Regions from separate parts of the Homo sapiens genome. Here region 2 is linked to region 1. Evidence: read pairs that join two places in POLR2A ChIA-PET (ENCODE). Cell type or tissue: PC-9. All regions are shown on one strand. Each heading gives the region's core, and the rest is flanking DNA. Links, peaks and the distances in the headings are about the cores only. Region 1 overlaps LINC01331 (long intergenic non-protein coding RNA 1331). Region 2 has its middle 57 kb from the start of LINC01335.

Evidence for each region. Peaks named below come from ENCODE experiments on the same cell type or tissue, not always from the same donor. Only the 100,000 strongest peaks of a DNase experiment are listed, where the experiment ranks them.
Region 2: POLR2A ChIA-PET joins it to region 1 with 10 read pairs; 2 of 35 experiments call an interaction of 5 or more read pairs at or near these places.

The regions. Positions count from the first base shown.
Region 1 is chr5:74,509,501-74,524,620 of GRCh38, forward strand. All of the region lies in intron 2 of LINC01331 (long intergenic non-protein coding RNA 1331), which reads right to left. Among named protein-coding and RNA genes, the nearest start is that of LINC01331, 20 kb to the right of the region's middle. RefSeq lists an enhancer at 6,502-7,061. In PC-9, for the core only: no CTCF peak of the experiment used is centred there; a DNase peak (open chromatin) is centred at 9,911; H3K27ac peaks cover 1,982 bases.
Region 2 is chr5:74,243,893-74,259,012 of GRCh38, forward strand. No RefSeq gene overlaps it. Among named protein-coding and RNA genes, the nearest start is that of LINC01335, 57 kb to the right of the region's middle. In PC-9, for the core only: no CTCF peak of the experiment used is centred there; a DNase peak (open chromatin) is centred at 7,369; H3K27ac peaks cover 2,372 bases.

The DNA of each region.
Region 1 (15,120 bases), core at 8,398-10,897:
CTGTGAGGGATAAACTGTCCTTCATCTCTGACTGAAGAGTCTCATGTCTTCTACCAACATCCATGAAACTATGGCAGACCACCTTGTTAACTTGTAAGTAGGGCTAAGTCTCAGACCATTCACAGTTCTTGACAATATATTATAATAACAACAAGTATCAAGCTACCTTTCAGCACACATGTAAACATTTATTAACAAACAGGCCAAAAAAGTCATGTAATCTGTTCTTTTAATGGGTGAGCTCCTGCTTCTCTGTCCTTTAAGCATGTCAGCAAACACTTTCCATGAAAAGTTTACCTGAGGTAGATGTGGCCATATTCTAGTGGCAAGATTAAGCTAATATTCTATTTGGATTAGGTGACAGAAGCATCTATCAAGTGGCAGAACACTGGACTAGACTGAAGCTCTAAACCAAGTATCCCACCACTCCAAAGGGTATTAGGCTTTTGGACTTACCAGAGTCTTGTCTTCTGTTCATGCAATTGAATATTTCTACTCAATGCACATAAATAGAATGTCATTCAGCTCCCCAATAAAAAATTTCTAGCATCCCTTATAAGAATTAACAAATTCTCTAAGGCAGATCTAGATGGGCCTATTTAAAGTCTACTTATGGTAATGGCCTCTGGGTATGAATTCCAAATTAGGGTCTTTCAAATGCTCACTTACTACCCTAGAGTATGAATCCCTGATTAGGAGGTAACTTCAAATGTTTGATCTATCCTAGTTTATTATAAGCAGCAAATCATGCTTGGTTCACACTGTCTATTCTGAAGTATGTTCAATTACAACACTTTAATGGAAGCATTTTGTTTTTTAAAGATACAGCTTCTAGGACACAACTCTTCCCTCTTTCCCTTCTCTTGGGCTTTCTCCATTATAGGAAAAAAACAGTTGGTTAGTCGGCACTTTTTGGCTTGCAGAGCCAAGGGTCTTTGGCACAAATGGCCTCCGATGAGTGCCAGGTACAGTCTCATGTTATTCAGTTGATTTATACCCTTAAGCCCAGTTTAAAACCCTAATAACTCTCTTTCTCCTCCCTTCAAGTTACCTAGCTCATTTGCTAGCCCTTGTCATATGGCAGCCTCCTAGTACACTACCGGGCAGGCTATCCCAGGGTCATGGAATAGAAAGAGTCACAGACTCACATATTTGCAATAAGATGCTGATATTGCACAATGTATTAAATTTATTTAAAACACATGGCAAGATGTAAGGGGAACTAGACAGGCTAGGTTAACACACTTAGGGTAAGGTAAATATAAGCCAACTGGGAGGACCACACTGCCTGATTCCTACTTACACAATTGTTCATATGCCTTGTCTCTTTCTCCTCCACATGAGCCTCCTCTGCTACTGATGTGGTTATAAGGACCCAAAATGAGGTTTAAAAAAAGAGGCCCAGCAAATGTAATGTGCTTGGAGCTAAGATGTGCTCATACTCCACAGAGATCTGAGGGCAAGTAAAGCTGGCTATAGCTGTAACTTGCCAAACAGCCTGCTGAGCAACTATAGATTTTTATTTGCATTTTTGGGGTCAAGTACATATGGGCCCATAGTGGGTATAATGGATGTTCCTATTAGGTGCCAATTTAGGGATGGCATAGCTGTCATCCCAGAAGTGACCAAATCATATGATTTAATCTTTCTGTTTCTTCTTTATCTAAAAGTATTCATCTTATTTGTTCCATTATATATTCCATTCCATTCTTAACACATCTTTCAGGTTACCCACTACCTATATTTAACATATACCCACTACCTATATTTTGCCCACATTGCACAGTCTGCTTGCTTCTTCTTTATCTGCATGCCTAACACAGCTAGTGAGTTTTGCCTATATCACATGAGCTACTTGCTTACACAGCAATGTGTGCTTAACACATCTTATGAGTTTCAAACATCCTGTTTATTTTTCTTGTATTTTTTGAATATTCTCAATAATATAACCAATAACCAGCACAGATATCCTAAATGAAAATGTAGACTATAAAATGGTGCATATAATGATTGCAAGTACATAAGAATATGAATGTACATGAATAATAATTGGAAGATAATACATAAAAATAAAAAAATATGCTGGGGTAGTGGGGTCATGAGTAACTTTTGTTTTCAAAACTTCCTTTGACATCGTTTGTATAATGTGTCCTTTTTTAACTTTTATTTTAAATTCAGGGGTATGTGTGCAGGTTAGTTATATAGGCAAACTTGCATCATGGGGAGTTGTTGTACAAAATATTTCGTCACCCAGGTATTAAGCCTAGTACCCATGAGTTATTTTTCCTGATCCTCTCCCTCCTCCCACCTTCCATCCTCTGATAGGCCCCAGTGTGTGTTGTTCCCTTCTATGTGTCCATGTGTTCTCATCATTTAACTCCCACTTATAAGTGAGAACATGTGGTATTAGGTTTCCTGTTGCTGCATTAGTTTGCTAAAGATAATAACCTCCAGCTCCATCCATGTTTCTTCAAAGGACATGATCTTCTTTTTTTTGTGGTTGCATAGTACTTCATGGTGTTATTGTACCACATTTTCTTTATCTGGTCTATCATTGCCATTTAGGTTGATTCCATGTCTTTACTATTGAGAATAGCGCTGTGATGGACATACACACGCATGTGTCTCTATGACAGAATATTTTCAGTAACATTCATTATTTGTAAATAGGCTAAGATTCCATATAATCTATATATAATACTCCCTTCTGACTAAGCATGCAAATGAGGAGTATTTAACTGCAAAACCTATCTCAAGTTTAAGGAATTTGAAGAAGTAAATTGAACTCTTAAGGAAGAGTTTGGACTCTGAACCATTTATTTGTATCTCGAAGAAAAGGCTTTAATGATACAGGCTATTTACATATTTTACAGCACAATTTTTAGGCAATAGATTTAGCCATAATTTTTTATTTCATTTAAAAATAACTACTGAATACAACCCATCTGGCAATATTTTCTCTTCCTATTTATAAGCCCATTTGAAGTTTCAAGGTAATACAGAAAAAATCAAAATTATTTATGTGTTTTTGAGTAGAAATTTCCCCTTTGCTTGATTGACTACAGCAAAAACTAAGACTATGGCTCTAGCTCTATGTTGATTACCTTCTGAGCCAGTTTCCAGAGTGCCAAGCGCCCTTAGTTATGATGCCACAGGTTCATCTCTTACATTCATATTTTACTATAAATCAATGGGTCTCTCAAAACAGAGATTTAAAGGGGTCTCAGAGCTTCTAAATCGTTAGAATCTTTTAAAATACAACTGGTTTCCCAATCAGTGTTCAGAAATGAGAGCTCCTCAGTGGATTCCAGCTAAAGATCTGCCAAAGCCACTTGCAGTTTAGTGAGAACTGAGCTATCCTTTCATCAAATAGCCTGGCAATTTAGCAAAGTGTGATGACATGAATAGATAGACTCATTCGCATCTTATCTTTTGAATTCTGCTCAACTGCCCAAGTTGAAGAGTGTGTAACTTGAGCAAGGGCAGGCATCCTTAACTTGAAATTTCCAAATGCCAAGGAAAAAAATTTAGAATGTCCTTGATATGTATGGGGGTTATTTAAAGCACTCAATTGCTCAGACAACTAAAAGGTCCATTACAGGCAGAAATAATTTTTAAGTTAAGTTTGAGCCTGTTCAAGTAGAGCCTCTCTCCTAGTATTTGTCACTAATAGTAAGTGTCCCAGCTAATGTACATAATGCTTGTTTTAAATCTTCTCACTCTATCAACATGTAGTGAAGAAAAGCTGTTAGTCCATCATAGTTGTGCTGACCAAAGCAATCATTCTAGTAAAATCATACTGCATTTTTGTTTGCTCAAAGCCAATTTTTTAAACACCTTATTTGTGTAAAGAACCTTATAAATACAGAAACAGTTTGTTTTAGATAAACAACAATTCTCACTGAGAACTATAAATTTAGTATTAGTTGGCAAATAATAGTAGGCATATGAATTATATATATGAGAGAAATAGGTTTAAAAAATAGATTAGCCACATTACTAAGGGGCTTATACATTATCATGAAAATATTCATCTTGAAGGATTATTTCAACTGGGCTGCCATTTTTTGGAATCATTTTGGAATTATTGTTGTCATTGCTTTCAGAGCCATTTTACATGAAGAAGATAATATTAGGATATTACAATTAGGCCTACTTTTTTTACTGAACCTGACTCCTAAGGACTGTGGATGGTCTTTGAGAATCAATTTACCTTCCAAGCATAAAGACTTTTCCTCACTGAATACAGTCGGAGAAAATGACAGAGGGACAAGGGGGAATTTTCACTCCACTTTGGAGCTACTTTGAAAGGGCTAACACTCACTTACTTGGAAGAGTATGCACTGGTGTGTTGTGTTGTTGAAAAATAAATTAGGTCCCTTGCTTCATGGTTTCCCTCTGTCCGTGCTGAGAATAAGGGAGCTCTCCTAGCAGACTAGAGTCTCCCACAGAGCACCGTTTCACAGGACTGTGAACAAGAGTGTCACAAAGGATCAGAGGGGTTCCTACAGGGCATGCTGCCACTGTGGAGCTAAAGAACAGCTTTCTGGGGCTCCAGCCTTGCTTCAAACCAGCCTTGTGGGGTACTCCTGGAAAAGGGACTCTTCTAAGCCTTCTCTGCTTGTTTACTCACCATGCAAAATTGAACCTCCGGTGTGATGGAGCCCAGCATCCCCTCACCACTTGTTTGGGGCCAAAAAGAAACCCAGGACCAGGAGGATGAGGTTACCCAGTGCCCTGCAGATGGATCAAGAGTTATAACACAGGTCGGAGAACATGCTTCACAACCTTTAACTAGTTATTACAGTAACAAAAAGAACAGCCTGGAGAAGCTACTAAACAAAAATAGTGCAGTCTACCTTGAGCCAAAGTGCCCAATCAGGGGCCAGGAAAGGGGCAAACTAAGTGTCCTTTGTTTTCCAGCCAGGATAACATTCAATTTATAACTGTCCCAAGGACAGAGTAAAAAGTTCAGTTCACAGGATCCATCATGCCTTCACAGTAGTCTGTTCCCTCATCTCAGGATTTTAAAAACTCCCAAAGGCACAATCCCAAACACATACCAAAGTCTTCCCCTATGAGTTCTTGCTATTGACTCCTCAACTCATGGCCCATTACTACCTAGAGAATAAGAAATGGATTTGTCCAAAGATTTCCACCCCAGTCTATCACTCTCCCAGCCTACGACTCTATTTCTCCTTTTTCCCATGGCTAGTCACATAAAAGCAGTGGAGGAACATCTCAGGGTTCAAGGTTAGGCTAACAGACACTGTTCTCTGCAATTCAGTTAACGGGACTTGCGCTTTCAGCATGAACCAGTTTCCTTCCATGTCCTCACGTTTCCACTCTGCCGCAGCCCCACCAGAGGATCATGCTCCTTTCCAGCAAGTTCATCTACTTCCACTCCAGGCTTAAATTGAGCACTCTCTGAGCTGCCTTAGTCACAGAAAGCAGGGACCATTCTGCTCGGCCATAGGTCCACTTCTAGGCTTTACACTCCTACACCTCCTTCCTAGCCTCTTGATCCCAGGCTGGACAACATGCCCTGGATTCTGCCACAGAAAGTCCTCCGGGGAGACAGCCAGGGAATAGAACAACTCCTGAGCTTCCCAAGCTGCCTCCTGTTCCCAACACAATCATTCCTCTGTCTGCTCACTGGCCCTCTATAAATTCTTCTTTGCAAATTTCACAGTTTCTTCTCCTAGGAATTAGCCTTCAACATCACAAACAGGAATACCCCAAATAAATACAGGTCACCAACTATTCCATCCAGTGAATATCCCAATCTACACAACCTACCCACACAAAGACAGGCACTTGTGTACTTTGCCCCTATTTCCTGGCATGTTTTAATTCCCAAAACATCCATTGATAAATATTTGTGGAGAAGCAAGCCTCTGGATTTCCCTCCTGATCTGACAGCACACTAAAAAGCATTAGGTTTAAACCCTAATGATGAATACATCAGTAACTCAACAAGACGTTCCATAAACATTGGGATTATATTTATTTATTCCACTGGTCACCACGAAGGTCATGCTATTCTTTCCCTCCCAATGCTAATTCCCCCACTTTGCAAACACACCTGCCACATATTTCTCATCTTGAGGCCTATAGGCTGCACACTTCTTTCAAATATGCCTTGATGCTCTCCTACAAGATATGGCTACACTGCTTATATAACACAGAATTGAAGCCTTTATACCCCAGGCTTAGAGCCTACATTTGCTCTGGGCCAATGCTACTCAAACCACAGGGTAGATCAGAATTACCTGGAGGGCTTGTTTTAAAGGCAGATTCCTAGGTCCCATCTGCTTTGGATCTTAAGAATCTCCTTTTGTAACAGACCTGTGATTCTAAGAACCACTCTGAAAAGCACTCGTATTTGGTGTCTTAGGTGTTTTAATATATTGTAAATCTCTTGAGGCCAAGGCTCACTCCTTGTTCTTCTTTGCATCTTCCATAGGCTTTAGTACAGCTTCCAGGACACAACAGGCCTTTAATAAATTTAGGACATTTAGGACTTCTTATCACTTACAGTATGTTACATTGATCCTCCAACATTATCATGCCTTTTGTAAGAATGCTAAACAAGGAGCTGTTTAAGAAAAAAACAGGTGTGTTTTGAGGTGGTGTGTGTGCAGGGATGATAAATTCATCTTCCCACACTTGCTACTCTCTCTTCTCATAATAAAACTCCATGTGTGAAGCCTGGCCATTACCTTCTCAGCAGGAGCTAGTGAAATGTTAACTTTTAGCTAGCAATTAGTCGACAGACCCCCAGATCACTTATCTATTTTCCCACTGTTTAATCTCTGTCCTCAGAGATGCACTTCTCACATTCCTTTAGAATGACCTGGCTCTTGAAAGCACAAATGCCCAGCCCTAAATCCAGCCATCCAGCTGAGGGATTTGTAAGAACCACTATAACCATCCTCCTCCTCCTCCTCTTTCTTTTCCTCCTCCTCCTTGGGAAAATGTAAAAGAGCCAGTGTGAATCCTCACTCCAGTATTTCCTGGTTATTCCTAGCCATAGCATGTGACATGAGCGCAGATGGATTACCCCAGGGACACCAGTGTCCATCCCAGGATCCAGATAAGAAGAGACAACTCACTCCCAGAGGCATCACTCAAGCCTGGGAAAATGTTCATAGGTGTATCTGGTTTTTTTAAATTTGATATAGTTGTAACACTTCAACTTCTACTAGAACCCTTATTCTCCAATAGCTGGTGGATATTTTAAGAATACTAAAATTTGGGAGGTTCTTTTACTCCAAATTTAAAGAAACAATAGGAATTTCAAAGTCTTTTTTGTTTTTTTGTGTGTGTTTTTTGTTGTTGTTCTTGTTTTTGTTTTTTTTGAGACAGAGTCTCACTCTGTTGCCCAGGCTAGAGTGCAGTGACACAATCTCGGCTGACTGCAACCTCTGTCTCCCAGGTTCAAGCAATTCTCCTGCCTCAGCCTCCTGAGTAGCTGGGATTACAGGCATGTGCCACCATGCCCAGCTAATTTTTTTGTGTTTTTAGTAGAGGCAGGGTTTCACCATGTTGGCCAGGCTGGTCTCAAAATCCTGACCTCAAATGAGCTATACTCCTCGGCCTCCCAAAGTGCTGGGATTACAGGCATGAGCCACCACGCCTGGCCTGGAATTTCAAAGTGTTAATACACATAACTGAGCATTTTACAAAGGAGTCCTAATGATTCTGTATAATGCATTACATTATATATAGGATTGAAGCCAACATCTATTGATTAATTATACCAGGCACTATTGTAAGCCCTCCATACATAGTGACTTATTAAAACAATACAACAATCCTTGTATGGCAGATGCTATAATTATCCCCATTTAACACATAGGGAAATGAAGCTTAGAGAACGTAGGAACGTTATACAGGATGCATTTAAGCAGAGCCAGACTTCTCTGAACACTATGCAGTCATCTACTATGTCCTACTGCAGCAAGGATCTCCAGACCAAAAGCCAGAGGGCTTACCTCTGTCCCAAATTCCTGCAATGAAACACAGTCTTTGGGAAGACACGTTCATTTTAAAGAAGTACCATGTTTTTCAGACAGGGTGCAACTGACATTCTGATTAGGATATTTTTTCATTGTATAGTACTGTCTAGAGTATTAAAAGATGTTCAGCCTCCTTAATCCCAGGATATTAATTGCCAGTACCACCACACAATCATTGTACAGCCAAAAATATTGACAAGTAACTCCTGGGGACAGAAGACACCCCTTGCTTAGGATACCTGGAAGGGACAAAAGACAAAATTTCACTTCAGTACTGTACTGTGTAAGCCAAATAATTTGTTTGAAACTCATGACCTCCCAAGGATGGAAAATGAATGGAGCATAGATCAGCCATGTTTTGATGGGAGAAGAGCCAGGGACAGGCTTAATGTTGGTTTGATTCACCAGCTGCATGAGTAATGGAAATGCTGGACATTTGTATTACAAGGCACAGAGGAAAGAACATGAGTGTGAAGGTCCCAAAGATGGGGCTTGGAATCTGATGAGGGTTCACAATTTGTCAGCACAAATTAATTTGCCTCTCCAACATCTCAACTCCCTCATGTGTAAAGTGGGATGATAATACCTACCCCACAGAGTAACATTGAATGAAATAGCTGATATACAAGTAACTAGAGCTCTCTCTGCTGAGGACAGAAAAGCTCTAAATAAATTTGAATCCCCTTCCCCCTTCTCTCCCTTTGGCACTGAATCAGTGGTCATAGACGTGGGTTCCAGTCCTGCCCTGCTGTGTGACATCAGCCACCTCTCTTCACATCTCTGGACCTCAGGTTCCTTGCCTGTAAGAAGAAATGAAATTAAACTGTCTCTGAGCAAACTTACAAGCTAAAACTATGATCAGAACTGGGTTGGGAGGGGGGTGGTGTGGGCACGTGGAGATCCATGAGCCAGGGCAGGAAGACAGAAATGTGAGAGCGCAAGAGCAGCCACCGTGAGCAAACCCCTGCCAGGGCCCCGAGCTCCAGGGACACGAACAGCTCCAGCACTCCCGGAAAGCACTCCTTCAGGCCTAATCACAGGCATTGATTACTTCAATGTAGAAACTGCCATCTTAGCAGGATGTCCATCTGTCTCTGCCTCCGCATCAGCTCCTGCCAACAGCATCTCCCCTCCCCAGGTTTTTCTACCCTCATGGTTTTTCTACCATTGCCTCATGGTTTTTCTACCCTCCATGCTACTTCTGTTCCAAAATCACCCCTTCCTAGCTGGGCGCAGTGGCTCATGCCTGTAATCCCAACACTTTGAGAGGCCGAGGTGGGTGGATCACCTGAGGTCAAGAGTTTGAGACCAGCCTGACCAATATGGTGAAACCCCATCTCTACTAAAAATACCAAAATTTGTCGGGCGTGGTGGTATGCACCTGTAATCCCAGCTACTGAGGAGGCTGAGACAGGAGAATTGTTTGAACCCGGGAGGCGGAGGTTGCAGTGAGCCGAGATCATGGCATTGTACTCCAGCCTGGGCAACAGAATGAGACTCCATCTCAAAAAAAAAAAAAAAAAAACCCTTCCTCTTCTCCAGTGCCCACCCTGTCCCACCCCATACTTAGGACACTCTTCTCAGGACACTGCTGGAAAGACTGAGTCCAGTGAAACACTTAGTGCTAAGATGGCAATGATGACGACACCCCCAGGGCATGCCACACTCCCTGCAGAGCTGCCCCTGGAGCTGCTCTCAAACATAGGTGTGGTCCTGGGCTGTCTTCCTGTTTGCAGCTCTCCCAGCAAATCAGAAGGGCTGAAGCCCTTGGGACTCCAGGAGGCCTCCCTGTCCTTGCCCCGCCCCCCAGTCACGATAAATTCATTTACATAGTAATAAGGGGAGCTGATGGATTTACTTTCTTCAGTGACACTCTCCCTGACTGACCGTGCCGGCTCTGCCAAGTCACAGTGTTCTGTGGCCTTGCTCATCATAGCACAGCGCCTTCATCTGAGCACTTCTTGCTTTGTTCCTAAGGGGAAGTCCCAAGAAGTTGGGGTCAGGGTCAGGAGAGAAAAAGGGAATGGCTCACAGTCATTATAGATTCCCGGTGGTGAATGATGACCACAGCCCTGGGACAGACGAAGCTCCCATCCTAAATACAGGCGTTAATAGGGCTGAAATGCACTGACACCCCGAATCTTAGATATTGCCCATCCTGAGCTCAGAGGACATTTCCAGTCAGGAGATATTTAATTATACATGCAGTTTGCAGGTTCAAAGGGGGCTGAAACCCCAGGCTGTCCAAACTGTGAAGAGGCCTAAAGATCGATTAGTCCAATCTTCTCATTTGTACTGGAGGGAACCGAGTCTCAGGGAGGTGGAATGACTTGCGCAACCCTGCACAGAGGTAAAACAGAACAAAGACCAGAACAAGGCTCTGGGACCAGTGCTCCTTCCTCCAGACCAGGCTCCCCAGACCAGGCTAACCTCCTTGGCCAAAGCAAGGAAAACAAGCCCTGGCCCTTAGGCTTGTGAGATTGGAGAGAAGACCTGAAGAAAAGCAAGACTAAAGGAGAATCTTACACGTGAGTTCTTTCTCTGTCTTCTTTTGGTTATTCTGTTTTCAAGGGAATTTTTCTTTTGGAAAATTATGAGACTATTTCGGGCTAGAAGATCAGTGTGATCACATGATCTGGTGACAATAATTGCTTAGAGGTAGGGAAGATGGGTAGGTGAAGGGTGGGGGTGGGGGGCAGGAGGAGGAGGAAGAGGAGAAGGAAGAAGAAGAAGGGCTAACACATAGCATTAACTATGTACTTCTTACGTGCCACAAGCTTTATAGCCACCAATTCATCTGATCCTCAGAATTCCACGAAGTAGATACTATTAGCATCTCCATTTTACAGATGAGAACACTGAGGCACAGAGAAATAAAAGTAGCTGGGCCAAGTCACACAACTAGGTAGGTTTCATTATAAATGAAAATTGGGCAGACTGCTCAGCATACCAAAGGATACTTCTAATTCCTTAATTAAACTCATTTCAGAGAGCTTCCATGTGTCTACACCTTCAGGAAAAAGAACCTTCTAGAATTATTTTTATTCCAGAAAGTAAAACATCAACGTCAATTTTGGAATCTGTTTAGAAGCCCTAAATTTTTCAATGACTGTCCTCAAACTAGTCACCAGGTAAAAGAATTTCACAAAGGCAACTGCTCAGAAAGGGTCTCAGAAACATGACCCCTGCTCACCACATACACACCCCACAGAGAGGGCCCTTGCTCTTCAGCCTTTACTTCAGTGAGATGAGGTCTCTTTTTGAGCCCCTAAACTTCTACTTAGTGTTTTCTGCATTGTTTCTTTTTGTTTTGTTTTGTTTTGTTTCGTTTGAGACAGAGTCTTGCTCTATCTCCTAGGCTGGAGTGCAGTGGCACAATCTTGGTTCACTGCAACCTCTGCCTCCCAGGTTCAAGAGATTCTCCTGCCTCAGCCTCCTGAGTAGCTGAGATTACAGGTGTGCACTGCCATGCCTGGCTAATTTTTTGTGTTTTTAGCTAATTTTTTGTTTTTTGTGTTTTAGAGACGGGGTTTCAACATATTTCCCAGGCTGATCTCAAACTCCTGACCTCAGGCAATCCGCCTGCCTTGGCGTCCCCAAAGTGCTGGGATTACAGGCATGAGCCACTGTGCCCAGCTGGCATTGTTTCTTGAATGTTCATGGAGGATACTAAATTTATGTTAAAAATGAATAAGTTCAGAAAGTCCATGGAAAGAAATGTGTTTCTTTTGCTTTTTTTTTTTAAATTTACCATCTACAAAGTAGGTGATGGGTGTTCAGTCTCTTCTAAAGAGTTGGCAAGTTTACCCCTTAAAAACTACAGACCACAGTGAGGAATCCCCACTTTAACCCTATAGTGGACCTCACACTGCAGTATTAAGTAAAATACTTCTTAATGACTATTCCAATAAATATGCCAATGTTTTCAGATGGTCTTTAAAGAAACCCCTGGCCACTCCCAGTGTCTGTTCTGCACTCCCCATCAGCACCATGCACAGCAGTCCCTTGTTCTTCTGTCAGAGGGAAACTAGTACGATAAGAGCCTTGTTTCTGATAAGAATATCTGTCACTGACAAAAAAAAGGCAATGTGTTTTTTATTGAGCTGACCCCCCCACACACAAAAAGCAATACACAAAATTCATTAATTATAAGCCATCCTCTGTCTCAAGCGCACACACACATTTGCATTTTCAAAAGCTCCATTCTGCCTATTTGAAAAAGCTACATTCTGGTTTTTCTGAGCTAGTGAGGAAATAACTGCACCTAAAGGTACCGCCAGCATTAACTCTCAGGGCACAAGACATATATTTAAATGGCACAGGCTCCTGAGCTTCGTGGGGAAGGATGTTCACAGGGAGAGGTGGCACTATCCTTGACTCTCACCACTGTAAAAACAAATGTCAGCTAGGAAGAGTGAAGGCAACATCTGCATTTGTGGAGAAGATCCTGCTTTTTGTGCATTTGTGACATGGCATGAATACCACCTACATGGAGTTTTGCTGAATTTTGTGACTGTGTATGAATGAAAGAAAATATCCTATTTAGAATAGCTCATTCTCCCTGGAAATATGTATTAACTTTTCAAACAAAAACAATTCATCAAAGCCACTTCTTCAGATGTGCTTTGTGTGCACCAAGACAATTCCTGTGTTTATATTTGACATGATGCAACATCTTATAAGAATTATTTGTTTTAAAAGAACAATGAGGGCAGGCCTGTTCTCCCCTGTGCAAGAGGTGTGTAGTGTGTTCTAAAAGGCTGGAGGGTGTGCTATGTGTCTTTGTCACACTTAGGATTTGGAAAATGGGAAAGGTGAGGAAAGTGAGGAATCCTACCTGGTGAGCCCTGGCCTAGAATGAAATCTAAAATCTTCTACACAACTCATTCTGGTTTGTTGTTGTTGTTTGTATTGTTTGAGACAGAGTCTCACTCCTGTTGCCCAGGTTGGAATGCAGTGATGCAATTTCAGCTCACTGCAGCCTCCACCTCCCAGGCTCAATCAATCTTCCCCGCTCAACCCAAGTAGTTGGGATTACATGCGTGCACCACCATGTCTGGCTAATTTTGTGTATTTTTTGTAAAAACAGAGTTTTTGCCATGTTGGCCAGCCTGGTCTGTCTGGCTCAAGCAATCCACCTACTTTGGTCTCCTAAAGTGCTGGGATTACAGGCATCAGCCACCACACCTGGCACAACACATTCTTAACATCGCCCTTTTACCTGTTAAATCTTACAATTCTATATTGTGTAATACAATTATCAATAAAATGGCATGCCCCACAGTTGTTAATGGCCCACACTGCAAAGTGGGTGTGTACCTGTCCTATTCAGCCACACCATGTGATATGGTTTGGCTGTGTCCCCACCAAAATCTCATCTTGAATTCTCACATGTTGTGGGAGTGACCCAGTGGGAGGTAACTGAATCATGGGGGCACATTTTTCTGTGTTGTTCTCATTATAGTGAATAAGTCTGACAAGATCTGATGGTTTTAAAACAGGGAGTTTCCCTGCACAAGGCCTCTCTTTGCCTGCTGCCATCCACGTAGGACGTGACTTGCTCCTCCTTGCCTTCTGCCATGATTGTGAGGCCTCTCCAGCCACATGGAACTGTAAATCCATTAAACCTCTCTCTTTTGTAAATTGCCCAGTCTTGGGTATGTCTTTATCAGCAGTGTGAAAACAGACTAATATAGTAAATTGACACCAATAGAGTGGGGCATTGCTGAAAAGATACCTGAAAATGTGGAAGCGACTTTGGAACTGGGTAACAGGCAGAGGTGGGAACAGTTTGGAGGGCTCAGAAGAAGACAGGAAAATGAGGGAAAGTTTGGAACTCCCTAGAGACTTGTTGAATGGCTTTGACCAAAATGCTGATAATGATATGGACAATGAAATCCAGGCTGAGGTGATCTCAGATGGAGATGAGGAACTTGTTGGGAACTGGAGCAAAGGTGACTCTTGTTATGTTTTAGCAAAGAGAGACTGGCAGAATTTTGCCCCTGCCCTAGAGGTCTGTGGAACTTTGAACTTAAGAGAGATGATTTAGAGTATCTGGCAGAAGAAATTTCTAAGCAGCAAAGCATTCAAAATGTGACTTGGGTGCTGTTAAAGGCATTCAGTTTTAAAAGGGAAACAGAGCATAAAAGTTTGGAAAATTTGCAGCGTGACAATGCAATAGAAAAGAAAATCCCATTTTCTGAGGAGAAATTCAAGCCAGCTACAGAAATCTGCATAAGTAATGAGGAGCAGAATGTTAATCACCAAGACAATGGGGAAAATGTCTCCAGGGCATGTCAGTGACCTTTGCAGCAGCCCCTCCCATCACAGGCCTGGAGGTTTAGGAGGAAAAAATGGTTTCATGGGCTGGTCCCAGGGTCCGTCTGCTGTGTGCAACCTAGGGACTTGGTGCCCTGCTTCCCAGCCACTCCAGCATTGCTGAAAGGGGCCAACGTAGAACTCGAACCATGGCTTCAGAGGGTGCAAGCCTCAAGCCCTAGCAGCTGCCATGTGGTGTTGAGCCTACAAGTGCACAGAAGTCAAGAATTGGGGTTTGGGAACCTCCGCCTAGATTTCAGAAGATATATAGAAATGCCTGGATGTCCAGACAGAAGTTTGCTGCAGGGGCAGGGCCCTCATGGAGAACCTCTGCCAGGACAGTGTGGAAGAGAAATGTGGGGTCAGAGCCCCCACAGAGAGTTGCTACTGGGACACTGCCTAGTGGAGCTGTGAGAAGAGGGCCACCAACCTCCAGACCCCAGAATGGTAGATCCACGGACAGCTTGCACTGTGTGCCTGGAAAAGCCACAGACACTCAACACCAGTCCAGCCTGTGAAAGTAGCCAGGAGGGAGGTTATACCCTGCAAAGCCACATGGCAGAGCTGCCCAATGCCATGGGAGCCCACCTCTTGTATCAGCCTGACCTGGATGTGACACATGGAGTCAAAGAAGATCATTTTGGAGCTTTAAGATTTGACTGCCCTGCTAGATTTTGGACTTGCATGGGCCTGAGCCCCTTTGTTTTGGCCAATTTCTCCCATTTGGAATGGTTGTGTTTACCCAATGCCTGTACCCGCCCTGTATCTAGAAAGTAACTAA
Region 2 (15,120 bases), core at 6,275-8,774, 270 kb before region 1:
ATTTCTGAGCCATATGTTATAGTGTTGAAGTACAGGGCAATCCAGATCACAGCATTCTCAGGCTTTCAGAATAATTATTTTAATTGTTTCCTGGGAAAAAATTACTTTCTAAGGATAAAATCAACAGAAAGAATCACAAAGAAAAAAATGATAGAAAAACATTATGATAAAATGTAAAACATCATGAAAAAATGTAAAATAAGTCAAACTTAGAAACAGATATGTTACAAATATGACAAAACCAATAATTATAAACACTTTATATAAAAACTTGTGCACACATATTTTTTAAAATCATCAATGCTCCAATTTTAAAAACATAATAGCAGACCATTCACAAAGGAAAAATTATGACTAAAAAATATTTTAAGATATTCAAAATGATGTAAGATAAAATTAGGTTATGTTAATTGATATCTCATTTCTGGATGTAGCTTTACAAATATGTCAACAGCCTTAAAAAATGTCCATGGCCTTGACCTGGGCAATTTTTTCCTAAGGACATATTAAAAATATGGGAAAATATTCATAAAGAAGTGATCTTTGCAGGTTTCTCTGAAATAGAATTTTTTAAAAAAACACTATCTCTGCTCTGTCAGAGTTCACTCATGCTCTGGATCTTATAGTTTGGCTCAGCTCTTTGGGGATTTCATTCATTCAGTTATTCTCTTATATATCATCAATCTCGCTTTCCACTAAACACAAATATGCTTGGTATCTCACTAATGTTTAAATCCTTTCTTGACCCCACATCTCTGTCAGGCTTCCACTAGACTACTCTGCTTCCCTTTATGGGAAACTTAAGAGCTATCCCCACATATTCCCTTCACGTCCTTGCATCCCACTCACTGAATTGCATTCCCTTGTCAACATCGCAGGTGACCTCCCTCTTTGCAAATCCAATGAACAGTAATGCAATGTTTAACCTATGTCTTCTGTAGTTTTCTTTGGCTTCCAGTACACCAGCCCTGTTTTCCTGTTACCTCAGTGGCCACTCTTTATTGGGCTACTTTGCTGAATCTCCCTTCTTCGTCCAGCTTTTAAAGAAGAGAACTCCTTCAGGGTTCAGTGAAAACATCTTCTCCATCCATATCTATTTCCTTAAGTGATCTCATCCAATCCCATGGTTTCTGGTGCCATCTTATACCAATGACTCCAAAATTTATATCTCTGGATTGAACCTCTCCTCTGGAACCTGGACTCATATAGCCACCTGCCTACCTGATGTTAACACTTGTATATCTCAGGCATTTTAAACTTTAGATATCCAAAGCAGACTGCTTAATCCCATCTGCCTCTCCCCAAATACCCAGATCTCCCCCTACCTTCCCCATCTCCTTAAATATCCCTATCTGCTCAGTTATTAAAATGAGATAATTGTATGTCATCCTTGACTCCTCCCACTCTTCAAATTCTACATCCAAACAATCAAGAAATTTCATTGGTGCTACTTCCAGAATATGTCTTACATTTGACCACTTTCTTCCTTCTGCACTGCCACTGCCACCCTCTTAGTCCAAGTCACCACTTCCTTCTGCCTTAACTAAGTTGATTGTCTTCTAAATGGTCTTTCTACCTCTATGCTTGCCCCTACCCCCACAATCCTTTCTTTAAGAAAAACCAAAATTTTTAAAATGCAAATCAGAGAATGGCTGTCCATTTCACTTAGAATAATTACTGAATTATTACAATGGACGGCTAGGCCGTGCATGCTTCATCTCCTGCTTGGTGGTCTGACTTTATCTCATAGCAACTGTCTGCAAGCTCACTCCAGCTCTGCCCACTCCTCCGTCTGCTGCTTCCTGGAACACGGATTTATGCACATGTACCCACACAGTGGTCATCCATAAGACACAGAATTTAAGCTTTGAAGGACATGAAGTTAATTTATTTTTAAACACATTAAACAAGTTTATTAATATGCACCTTAAATTTGGCAACTGAACTGGCAACTGAACTCAAATTCCACATTAATTATGAGTTGCTTTTGGCTAAAACTGCAATGGCACAAATTATATCGAGGGTTTTTCTTCTTTCTTGGAACATAAAGTTCTGAGGTAGGCCATCCAAGGCTGACAGGCACCTATTCACTGTCAACTATGTCCTGAGTTTGTTCTATATTTTCACTCCTCCACCTTATATGGGGTTTCCAACCTCAAGGTCACCTCCTGGTCTCAGGGGGACTATTGGAGTTCCAACCAAAATGTCCACATTCCGGAAGAGAGGAGAAAAATTGTTGGAATTCCATTTGAAACTAATGATGTAGGATCTTTGCAAAGGGGAAATATAAAGACAGATTGCCTTTCCATGATTTCTCACAAAGGAAAGGAGGAACAATTACATTGAAGGTAAAGGAAATACATTCCCTTCTATGCCAGGGACAAGGAATGAAAATTGAGAAAAGGAAGGAGAGCTAATATTTTAACATCTTTATTATGTACCAGGCACTTTATCTGCAGTATTTCAGAGCACCCCTTTAGGAAAGATGAGTGCTATGGGCTGAAGTGTGTCTCCCCCACCCCCCAACAAATTAATACATTGAAGCTCTAACCTTCAGTACCTCAGAATGTGACTACATTTGGATATAGGGTCTTTAAAGAAGTACTTATTTAAAATTAGGTTATTACACTGGGCCTAATCCAACATAACTGATGTCTTTATGAGAGGAGGAGATTAGCATGCAGAAACACAAAGAGAAAACCATGTGAAGACGCAGAGAAGACAGCCATCTACAAGTCAGGGAGAGAAACCACAGAAGCAAACAACCCCACCAACATTTTGGCCTTGGACTTCTAGCCCCCAAAACCATGAAAGAATAAATTCCTGTTGTTTAAGCTACGCAGTCTGTAGTATTCTGTTATGGCAGCCTTATCAAACAAACTCATGAAATTATGCCTGTTTTTCAGATAAAGAGACTAACACGCCAAAAAGGCAACTTACTCAAGATCACAAGCCAGCAAGTGGCAGTGCCAAGATTCCCAAGTCCAGCCTCAAAGTCTGTGCCCTTCCATCCTGCCAGATGATTCGCACCCAACCCTCCTCTTAATGGTTAAGAGTTTATTTCCCCCAAAGACTTAACTGGTCCACAGTCTGTTCAGATGTTTCATTAGAAGGAGGCGTTGGCGGGCGGGGGGGGGGGAACACAAGAAAGAAGAGTGGATCAGATGGAAAGAGGAATGTTCCAAGTTCAACTTCTGAAAACCAACCAAGACGAGATGGCAATGAAAATCACTTGTGAGCATGCATCATGTTCAGAAATACTTTAAACACTTGAAATCATGTCAACCCAGGTGGAAGATAATCAATGATTTATTCCCCATTTAACAAAACTAATTGTTTAGGAATTTTAATCTTTTAGGTTCTGACATTCTGTTTACAGATCCTGATGATTTTAGAATTGTTGAGTCCACATGAAATTAGGAGGGCATTATTATTTTTACTTTTCTTTGGGCGACACTCTGCTCTGGTTATTTTGTGCCAACCTGCCTTGATAGATTAATGACATTTAGAAGTAGTTTATCTTACTGATCAAAGAGATGAACACCTAGAAATCCCCCTAAATTATAAATTAATGTCATCTGTGCACACAGACAAGGTCAGAGGAAGAGTCCAGCAGAGCGGGGCCTTACTAAGTGACAACAGCTGACCAATAAACTAATTGACACTGACGTGCAAATAAAGAATGAGGTTTTATGGAATAACATGGTATGTGAATTGGAAACTAAATCACAAGTTTCTGTTGAAGGTGGCAATTTGAGACCACATTTTTATTTTCTCTTCACCCACAATTCTACTAAAATGAAGAAGAAAGCACAAAAATAAGAAAATATCTTTATCAACACGAAATGGGGAAGATAACATGAAAGGCCAGACATTGTGAAAAATATTTGCCACATATAAAAGCAGAATGAGACTGAGGACACCTCCACCTGCAAGTTACCATGTGTGTTCCACTTATCTACTGCTGTGCAACCAAGCACCCCTGAACTTAGTGACTTCAAGCAAGATCATTTATTTTGGTCATGAATCTTAATTTGGGCAAGACTCGGCAGGATCAGCTTATCTCTGCTCCACTGGAGAAGCTCAAAGGCTGGAGTATGGACTCATCTGGAGGCTTGCTATTCACATGTCTCATGGTTCATGAGAGAAGACCCACGGGGCTTCTGGGGCATTTCCACCTCTCTCTATGTGGTCTCTCCCCCAGTGTCTCTGCAGCATGGTGGTTTGGGGCAGCAAAGGTCTTGCATGTTGGCTGAGGGCTCCCAAGGTGCATACACCCAGAAAGGAGAGAAAAAAGAAAGAAGAGAAGACAGAGGAGAAACAGACAGAAAGGGAGAATCAGGCTAAAGCCAGATTGCATTTCTTGTTTTGGCACTGGAAGTCATGAATGCCATTTCCACTGTATTCTGTTCATAAAGGCCAGATCATTTGCAAGGGGAAGAGAACCATACACCCTTTGTGATAGGGGCTGCAGAAATGAATGGCATGTGGCCATTTACAAAATATGATCTGTTAAGTATGTGACAGAAAAACACAACTAGGAGGAACTGATTGTGGTCACTAACAAAGCTGAAATACACCTTCAAGGTCAATGGGAAAGGAGCTAGAAACTGAAGGTGGGCTGGGGGACAAACAGGTCTGGGAAATCCCACACATGTGGCAGCTCACCATGGGTACCTCGCTGCAGTGTCACCTGATGTGGGCTGGAGGACCAGGTAAAACAAAGCTTTCTTTTGGTTGTTTATTAAAAGAGGGCATCCACCTCAATCAGAAAATAGGAGCAGTTAACTTGGTTTTGTCACAACAGGTATACATAGGAAATGCTTCTCAGAGCAGGAACTTCCCTGCCCCAGGGCTGGGCTTCACAGACAATGAGAACCTCAGTTTAATTAAATTGGACTAGAGAAAAGATAAACTTTGAATGTTCACCTTTAGTTGGGGACTAAAATATGCAGACAAGTACCTACATAAACTCTAATAAAATCTACCTCAACACTTAGTATTGGACATGCATAGACTTTTCTCTGTAGTGGAGAAGAAAGCAAGGAACAAAGGAAGGGAGGAAGGAATGGAGGGAGGGAAGAAGGGAGGGAGGGAAGGAAGAAGGAAGGGAAGGAGGAAGGAACAAAGGAAGGAAGGGAGGGAAGGAGGAAGGAAGGGAGTGAGGAAGGAAGGAAGGTCAGTCACTGGACATACACAAAGATAAAATTGTTTAAAACAAGGGCCAATTTTAAAATTCAGAGCAAATACATGCTCTGCCTCTAAGAAACAGTGAAACACGTTTTAAAAAATATGAGGCTAGGTGTGGTGGCTCATACCTGTAATCCCAGCACTTTGGGAGGCCAAGGTGGGTGGATCAACTGAGGTCAGGAGTTTGAGACCAGCCTGGTCAACATGGTGAAACCCAGTCTCTACAAAAATACAAAAATTAGCCGGGCATGATGGCGGGTGCCTGTAGTCCCAGCTACTCGGCATGATGGCGGGTGCCTGTAGTCCCAGCTACTCGGCATGATGGCGGGTGCCTGTAGTCCCAGCTACTCGGCAGGCTGAGGCAGGAGAATTCCCTTGAACCCGGCAAGCGGAGGTGCCGTGAGCCGAGATCATGCCACTGCACTCCAGCCTGGGTGGCAGAGCGAGACTCCCCCTCAAAAACAAAAAAATTGAGATCTGAGAAAACACAATCTGTGGTGAACAAGGATTGCTTTCAGATGTTAAAAAATTAGCAAATTAAAGAAACAATGGAGACGACAGAGATAATAAACAGTAAGCTAGATACTAAACTAATAAATGAGAATTTTAAGACAAGATATTTGCCTACTATTCACCAGGAAAAGATAAAGAAAATTACACAATGAGCCAGCCTATCAAAGACAGAATGGACAAATCCAATAAAACTTTTTTTTTTTTTCCAGGAGAGAACAGCAACAGGATGCCTGAAGAAAGACTTGAGATTTCTAATCAAAGGTTTACAAATGGTTTGGGGAAAAAGTTTCCACACATGGCATACTCTGGTGAAGTTATAAAAATTCAAATTCAACTCCAAATTTAGAGACTATGGAAACCCACAAACATTTTGGTATATAAAATTACATTGAAAATGGAAATAAACTAGATTATCAGAATTTCCCATAATATTACATCACAAAAGCTAAGAGTCAAATAATTCCTCCGAATCCTGACAAATAATTAGAACAAATGAGGTAACTTGATAATGTGGCTGGTTACAAAATAAATAATCAAAAGTAAAAATCTTTCCTGCTCCTAACAATGTGGCAAAGTAAACTCAATTCTGAAAAATTCCAACAAGTGAGAGGGAAATTGAGGACCCAGGAGCCTAACAAAAAAACAAAAGAAATCCATGGGGAGACACAAGGGTGCTGGGTCTTGACTGAAAGCTGTACAGAAGAAGAGTGGGCACCACCAATGGGGGATGGGATTGGTTAGTCCTTTCTCGTGTTTGCCCTCCTTACAACCCCACCTTGCACTGGGCAGGTCATTGCTGACCTTATTACTCCAGTAGGGCAAGAAAACATCAGCCTCAGCTGAGTGCCAACTAGGCCAGTTGGAGGTGATGGGGTAGCGCTGTGGCCAAGTCATAAGCTGGTGGGTGAACCTGGGCAGAGCAGGTGCCCATGTGCTGGCCAGCTCCCAGGAATATCTCCTCACCAACTTCCCTAGTGGGACACTATCTGTTTCTGTCTGCGTATAAAATAGGGAGCCAACCACAAACACAATCCTTATCTTTCTACCGATAAGTTCCAAGAACCTGCATCCTCTAGCATTTTCTCTCCCCAGCTTAGGATGTCTGCTTGACTTTATCTATGGCAGGGAATGTGTACCAGGAGAAGCATATTGAGGGAAGTTTGCTGTTCACCATAATGTGCTGTTTCACTTAACAAAGTGGAAGCAAAAAATCTTTTCTCCAGGGCATTCGCAATATTCACCATCACACCACATACACAGCACACATGAGCACTCACACACACACACACACACACACACACCCCAACATCATCACCACTCCCTCTGCATTATCCCCACCAGCATGCCACACCTACACACACAGACACACACACACACTCTCACACACTCACTCTTCTTATTTTAAGATTCTGTTTGTCCATAACATAAACTAATGGCTCTTTCAACATTTTTAGGCTAGTGTATAACTCAGGGACTGAGTAATAGGCACTCGTGTTTGTTAAGTAGGATAAAGAAAGAGGTTTAGGTGAGTATACAAGGAAAATTGTATTGCCAGGAAGTCATTGTTGCCTCTGCTTGTGTTGCTTAGGGAGCAAAAGCCTGCCCCTTCCAACAGTGGAATGGCTCAGTGCCTTCCTGAATCACTACTCCCCCAGCCACACACACTTTCAGAGCCACTCCCCCTCACATCCTGCTGTAAATATTTCTGAAGGCTGAGCCATCCCTCCCTCGTAACATGTCCATCAAGCAGGCTTACATTAAGCAATGCTTTGTTCGTGGTTTCTCCAGGATGTCTCCTCCCACAGCCCAGAGGAGACTGAGGAAAATGGATGCATTTGACCTGATGTGGAAAGGAGCGAAGTGGGTGATCTTCTCACTCTGGCATCTGCCTGTGAACTTTTCCTATGTGCACAAAAATCATGGAGGGCTTTGAGTGTCTCCCAAGTCCCTATTGGAATCAGCACAGTATCTAATCGAAGCTTTCTTTTGGCTTTATTTCTTGGGAATGTCATCCAAAGGAATGGAGTGAAGCAATACTGAGAACCTCAACTTGTGCTGTAGCTTTGATCCATTTGGCCAGGCTTCAGTAGAATTTCCCTAAGCTTCATGTTTGAAATGATGAGGACATTTTTCCATGGGGATAATGCCGTACATCAGATTCAGGCTCTGAGGACACTTACAAATGCTTGTGTGATACATGATGTTTTTAGACTTAGAGGCTGGCTCTTGCAGCAAAACCTGCCAGCCACCTGGGCCACGGCTGAGTGAACGCAGGACCACCGAGCAGAGCAGCTCAGGCTCCGGCCTTGGTTCTAATTCAAACTCTCCTCTTACCAGCAGTGAGACCTGGGGCAAATCCCCTGATCTCTCACTGCCTCAGCTTCACAGTTAAGATGGGGAGACTAAGAGGTCTTCCTCCTAGGGTTGTTGTGTAGATTAAATGAGATCATATAGGAAGATAGCACAGCTCCTAAGTTATTACAAATAAATTAATATTAGCTTTTAATATTCAAGAAAGGCTGACTCACCGGGGCCAAGCTCTGTACTGGATGCTGGGACACAGCATGAGTAAAAAAGAAAAATCCCAAACTCCCCTCCCTCATTCAGGCCTTGGGTGTGGAGACGTCTGGTTGGCAGGGGTCCAGCTGAGTGGACAAGGACATGTAAGGGGTGAAGATCTCCTGCCAGGGCAAGCTCCAGGGCACCTGCAGGCCCTGGACTTGGTTCTTGTCACTGTGCTCCCTGCTCAGGGCTCCAAGGTGCCTTTTCCCATTTCCCCCTTGCTGCTGAGACCCATCCCTCCCTTCCCAGGTGACTGCCAAGTTGAAATGCTTTCTGCCTCCCCTCATCTTTCTGGCTGGCAGACAGTTTCAAGAGGTGTTTTTTTGTTTGGTGACACTGGGAAGGGCGCACCCCTAGGCTCAAGTCTTCTCACCCCTCACCGCCTGGCCAAACTGCAGAGAAAAAGACACTGATTCATGTCATGTGATGAGTCTTTCCATATATGAAGGATCAAAACACAAGTTCATGAAGACTGTCACTTGTCAATAACTGCTTATATGAATGATTGAAGGACATTTCCGGCCATTTCTATTCAGTAGGTCTGCAGTGAGGCATGAGTATTTTTTCAAAGTTCCCTGGTGATTCTGATGATCAGATTCCAATAGGATCAAAGGGACACCCAGCTCCCCAGGACTCCTGGCCACTCCGGTACATGAGCACGTTCCAATAGCTGGGCTGAGTCTGAAGCCTCATAGGGTGATTGTGGAAGGCAATAGCCACGAGGGTCTCCCTCCCACCCATACCCTTGGCCATTGCCACCAGGGAAAAAGAACAAGCAGAAAAAGTGGCAGGAATATCCCTGATGAACACAGACACAAAAATCCTCAACAAAATACTCACAAATGAAACCCACCAGCACATCAAAGCGATAATACATTATGATCAGGTGGAATTTATCCTAGGGATGCAAAAATGATTCAACATACACAAATCAATAAACATGATATATCACATCAACAGAATGAAGGACAAAAACCGTATGATTATCTCAATAGATGAAGAAAATCATTTCATAAAATTCAACATCCCTTCATGATAAAAACTCTCAATGAACTGGGCAATAGAAGGAACATACCTTTACCTATAATAAAGGTCATATATGGCAAACCCACAGGTAACATCATACTGAATGGAGAAAAACTGAAAGCCTTTCCTCTAAAAACTGAAACAAGACAAGGATGTCCACTTTTACCACTCCTATTCAACATAGTACAGGAAGTCTTAACCAGAGCAATTAGGCAGGAGAAAAAAATAAAGGCATCCAAATTGGAAAGGAGAAAATCAAATTGCCCTTCTTGGCAGATGACATAATTTTATATTTAGAAAAACCTAGACTCTACCAAGAAACTGTTAGCCCTGATAAACAAAATCACTAAAGTTGCAGGATACAAAATCAACATACAAAAATCAGTAGCATTTCTATATACCAATAATGAACTCATTGAAAAAGAAATCAAGCAGACAATCTCATCTACAATAGCTACAAAAAATAATAAAGTACCTAGGAATAAATTAAATGAAGGAGGTAAAAGAACTCTTTAAGGAAAGCTACAGAACACTGATGGAAGAAATTGAAGCAGACACAAATAAATGGAAAAACATCCCGTGTTCATGATTGGAAGAATTAATACTTTTAAAAAGACCATACTACCCAAAGCAATCTACAGATTCAAAGCAATCCCTATCAAAATACCAATGACATTTTTCACAGAAAAAGAAAAAAAATCATAAAATTCAAATAAAATTTCAAAAGAACCAAAATAGCCAAAGCAATGCTGAGCAAAAAGAGCAAAGCTGCAGGCGTCATACTACGTGACTTTAAAATATATTACAAGGCTGTAGTAACTAAAACATCATGGTGTTGGTATAAAAGCAGACACAAGGACCAGTGGAAGAGTATAGAGAACTCAGAAACAAATCCACATATTTATAGCCAAGAGATTTTTGACAAAAGGTGCCAAGGGCATACTTAGGGAAAGGGCACCCTCTACAATAAACAGTGATGGGGAAACTGAATATCTATAAGTAGAAGAATGAATCTAGAGCCCTACCTCTCACCACATAAAAGAAAAACTCAAAATGGATTAAAAATTTAAACATAAACCCCAAATTACAAATCTGGAAGAAAACGTAGGGAAAATTCTCCAGGACATTGATCTAGGCAAAGGTTTTATGACCAATAGCTCAAAAATATAGGTAACAAAAACAAAAATAGACAAATGGGACTGTATTAAACTAAAAAGCATCTGCACAACAAAGGAAACAATCAACAGAGGGAAGAGACAACCTGTTGAATGGGAAGAAATATTTGCAAACTGTTTTTTTGACAAGGGACTAGTATCCAGAATACACAAGGAACTCAAACAACACAATAGCAAAAATCAAATAATCCCATTAGAAAATGGACAAAGGATCTGAGTAGACATTTCTCACAGGAAGACATACAAAAGGCAAACAGGCACATGAAAAGAATGCTCAACATCACTAATCAGGAAAATGCCAACCAGAGCCACATGAGATATCATCTCACCCCAGTTGGAATGGCTACTATCAAAAAGACAAAAATAGCAGGTGCTGGCAAGACAGCCAAGAAAAAGGATCTCTTAGACACTGTTGGTGGGAATATAAATTAGTGCAGCCATTATGGAAAACAGTATGGAGGTTCCTCAAATAACTAAAAATAGAACTACCATAAGATCCAGCCATACCACTACTGGATGTTGATCCAAAGGAAATAAAATCGGTATATCAAAGGGATACCTACAGGCCCATGTTTATTGCAGCACTATCCACAATAACCAAGATAAGGAATCAACCTAAGTGTCCATCAACAGACGAATGAATAAAGAATATGTGGTATATATACACAATGGATTATTATTTGGGCATAAAAAAGAATGAAATATTGTCATTTGCTGAAACATGGGTGGAACTGGATGTCATTACGATAAGTGAAATAAGCCAGGCACAGAAAGACAAATTTTGCATGTTCTCACTCGTATTTGGGAGATAATAAAGTTGATCTTATGGAAGTAAAGTAGAATGATTGATAGATACCAGATGCTGGGAAGGGTGAAGAGGGGAATAAAAAGAGGTTGGCTAATGGGTATAAACAGGTTCTAATGTTTGATAGCAACGTAGGATGACTATAATTAATAGCAATGTATTGCATATTTCAACATAGCCAGAAGAGAGGACTTGAAATGTTCCCAATACATAGAAATGATAAGTGCTTGAGGTGATGGATTCCCTAAATACCGTGACTCTTGATCATTACATGTTCTATGCATGTAACAAAATATCACATGTACCTTATAAATATATAGGAATATTATGTATCAATAATATATATAAAGATGACAGTTCCTTAATAAGCAGGAGGTGAAGCAGGTGGAAGTAGTAGGGGTGGAGACGGTTGTGGGAAATCCCACAACTTTTAGGGAGGGTAGAGAATTCCTTTGGTCACAGGGCTGGCCCAGCCAGTCTTGAGATCCCAAGCAGTCTTGGGTCCTCTCAGGGATGCCTATAAATCAATTCACACAAGCCAGAGACTGCCTGTTGTAAATTGCCATAAAATATTTTTTAGTTAAAGAAAAAGAAGCAGCTCTGGCCCCTTTTGTTAAGTTACAAGACCCCATGCCTCCTGGCAGATCCCAAGAGAGACAAATTGCTGAAGAATAAGCTCTGTGCCCTGGCCTCCCACCTGTTGAACCCTCGGCTAGCCCTCTGTGAGCCTAGGCTGTTGCTATCGCCCTGGGACCAGTCATGAGGCTAAGTCTCCCTACAGGTGTGCCAGCAAGGCAGCAGGAGTCTGAAAAAGACAGAGCTTCGTATGGGGCCCCTTTTTGGACCTAGAAGCTGATCCAAGCTACATTATTATGAAAAGTTATTAACTGATATTCAGTTACAGGATCATGGGCTGAACAAAGAATGAGGCCCGGTACAGCCAAAAACCATATGGTCTGGGAGGCTGCACACACCTGCGAGAGAACAGGCAGGCCTGGTTAGGAACCGTCATCAACTCTAGGAAAGCCATAAAGTTTGGACTTGCTTCATGGCACTTTCTAATTAACTGTGCAGTGAGTTTTCTCCACTTCTTTATAAAGGCCTGTGCCCCCTCCTCCACCTGGCTCCATCTCCCATGGCCCCCAACATGTGGGGAGAAGGTTCCCACTAAGACTTCTAGCACTCAGGCCATGGAAGATGTTGTAAATAGGAAAATAGCATTTACCTCTGTGTCCAAAGCAAAAATCGAGGTGAACCTCTCAGAAAGTTATCATAAGGAAATTATCCAAAAGGGGGAAAAAACCATAGTGCTTTTATATACCAGCAAGAAGCCAAAAGCCACTTGCCTTGATTAAGCGTAGAAAAGTGATTAAACCAATTCTATTTAGCCAATGGACTGGATTAGCAGAGAATAGAAAGATGAATGTAAATTCTATGTGACAACATGGAAAAGAATTTACCATATAATGTTCAGTTAAACGTAGATGCAAAGATATATGTCTGCTATAATTGTGCTGGTAAAGTTACATATTCATGTGGCACTCAGTAGAATAGGATGAAAAAAACTGAAAGCAACTTGGCTGGTTTGCGGTAGGATTGTGGATGTTTTCTTCCTGCCTTTTACTTATAATTTTGTTAATGCTTTTGTACTGTTTGCATAATGCCCATTTAAAAATAAAGTGACAAGAAAAATAAAAGTAAAGATTATTATTTTAAAAAACAGGGTGGGGGTAGAAGAGAAACATAGATAGATAAGATGGTCAGAGCCAAACTTCCACCCAAGTTTTCCAGAACGCAGCCACATAAAGTTACTTTCATGAGGAAGAATTATTTTTCACCACTGCTCATCTGCATGAAAAAGAAGAAGAAAAATTAAAAGTGTCTTGGAAGGGAGCAGAGGTTTCCACGAGCTTCTTTGCTGGGTGGGGCGATGATTTGACCATAGAGAGACTGAAGTCATTGGTTGGCAGTTACCAGGGTGAAGCTGTTCCTGGCTTCACTCCATTTAACCTCTGCCATGTAAGCAGGAAGATAAATGTCAACCAAGCACAAAACAAGGCCCCCCAGTGCCCAGGCAGATGCTTGTGTCCCAACAGCTGCAGGGGGAATGGCAGGGAAGATTTGCAAAGAATTCCCAGAAAGCAGCTCTTGGCCACTTCTCAGCCGGGGTCCCAGCTCTGGGTCAGAGCCCCTGATGCTTTCCTGGAAGGCTTGGCTGCTAGTTGCCTGTCTCCTGGAATGGCAAAGCTGTGGTGCCCAGGTCCCAGCCCACCATGTGCTTTTTGAAAGGAATTGCCTTACAGGAGCTCAGAATTTTACTCTTGGTCAATTAAAAGATACATTTCTACTGTCTCGGGATTCGTGTAAACCTGGAGCTGGGGGCTGGCCACTTCTATTAAACTTGAGGATTGAATTAAATAGGTCTTATACTTAAAGTTCAAGAGATTCTTTAGAAGAAGAAAGCTCACCTGGGGGCTAGGTATTCATCCTGTATGACTCTGGGTGTGAGAGGAAGACTCAGAGGAAGGGATTGTGCCTTCCAGGGCGGGGGACTGAGTGTGGGAAGGGTCAGGGGAAAGGGTACTTCAGAGGATGAGACAAGCTTATAAAATAGCTTCTATTCCAGCCCCAGAAGGGAGGCGGCCGCACCGTGTAATATTTCCAGTTAAGGGAAACACATAAATGCTCAAGAAACAGCCTGGAACCATCAGGGTTGTAACTCCTGGCTGCAGCACCCGGAAGGGAGGGAGCAAAAGGAGCCACGCAAGAGTAATTAGGCAATTGCTGACCACAGCTCTGAACCTGCAGTCACTGATAAACACAACATAAGTTTTTAAGGGGCCACTCTGCATGGAACACAACTTTGATATCTGAGAAGCAGTCAGACTTTGCCCTTATGAGGAATCAACTTAAAGCTTGTAAAATACACCTGTGATTCTAGCATGATTTTTTTTTTCTTTTTTAGGCAAATAAGCTGCTGCCTCCTGGCTGCTCTGCAGTTTCTAAAGCCATTTGCATGTCTTCTTTTGAGGAATTGGCCTCTTGGTGCTTCAGGGAGGCTTTTGAGACAGTGAAAATAGTTTTACCAGTTGCTGCCTCCCAGTCACTCAGGGGTGATATTAAATCTGGGGGCAGTTAACACTCCCTTGAGAAATAAATCAGGGAGATGAAAGTCTCTCTTAAGCCCTACAAGACTCTCTGCTTTCAGGCATCTTCAATGTTTAAAAAACCTCTCCCTCACTCTCATTTCATGGCATTTCTCTTTGTGTTTCAGCAGACAGATGGAAGAGAGGATCTTCATGGGGATTTCCACTGGAAGCAGGTCCAAAGGAAGAAATCCTGCATTCCCAGAATATATTGTTCTTTCCTGTCCTTTGCTCAAATCTTCCCAAATTCTTGCATTTTGCAGCTGAGCATCTTGAGGGGAAAAAAAGAAAAAGAAAAACTAGGAAAATCAAATGTAAACATAATGTATAGATTATATTGTCAAATTGAAAATCAAATCAGAAACGTAATAGCTTTTATTTTTTTTCCTTCTTTTTATCCTTTTTCAAATGGAGATTAAGTCTTACACTCAGAAACATTAAGTCATACTGAAGATACAGACCATCTATTCCTGATCTTAGGACCGCCACAGATGTGTTGGCATCCAGAATACACTCCCATTCTCTACCTGCAATGCCCTGCCCTCTATTTCCAAACATCCAACTCCTACCGGTTCCTCCATAGTCAGCTTCTAATGCCCCACCCTCCTTGAAATTTTCTCTGATTTTCCTAGTACCACAGGTATGAGAGACTTCATAGTGTCCTGGTTAGTAGCACAGATGCTGAATCCAGTCTTCCTGTGTT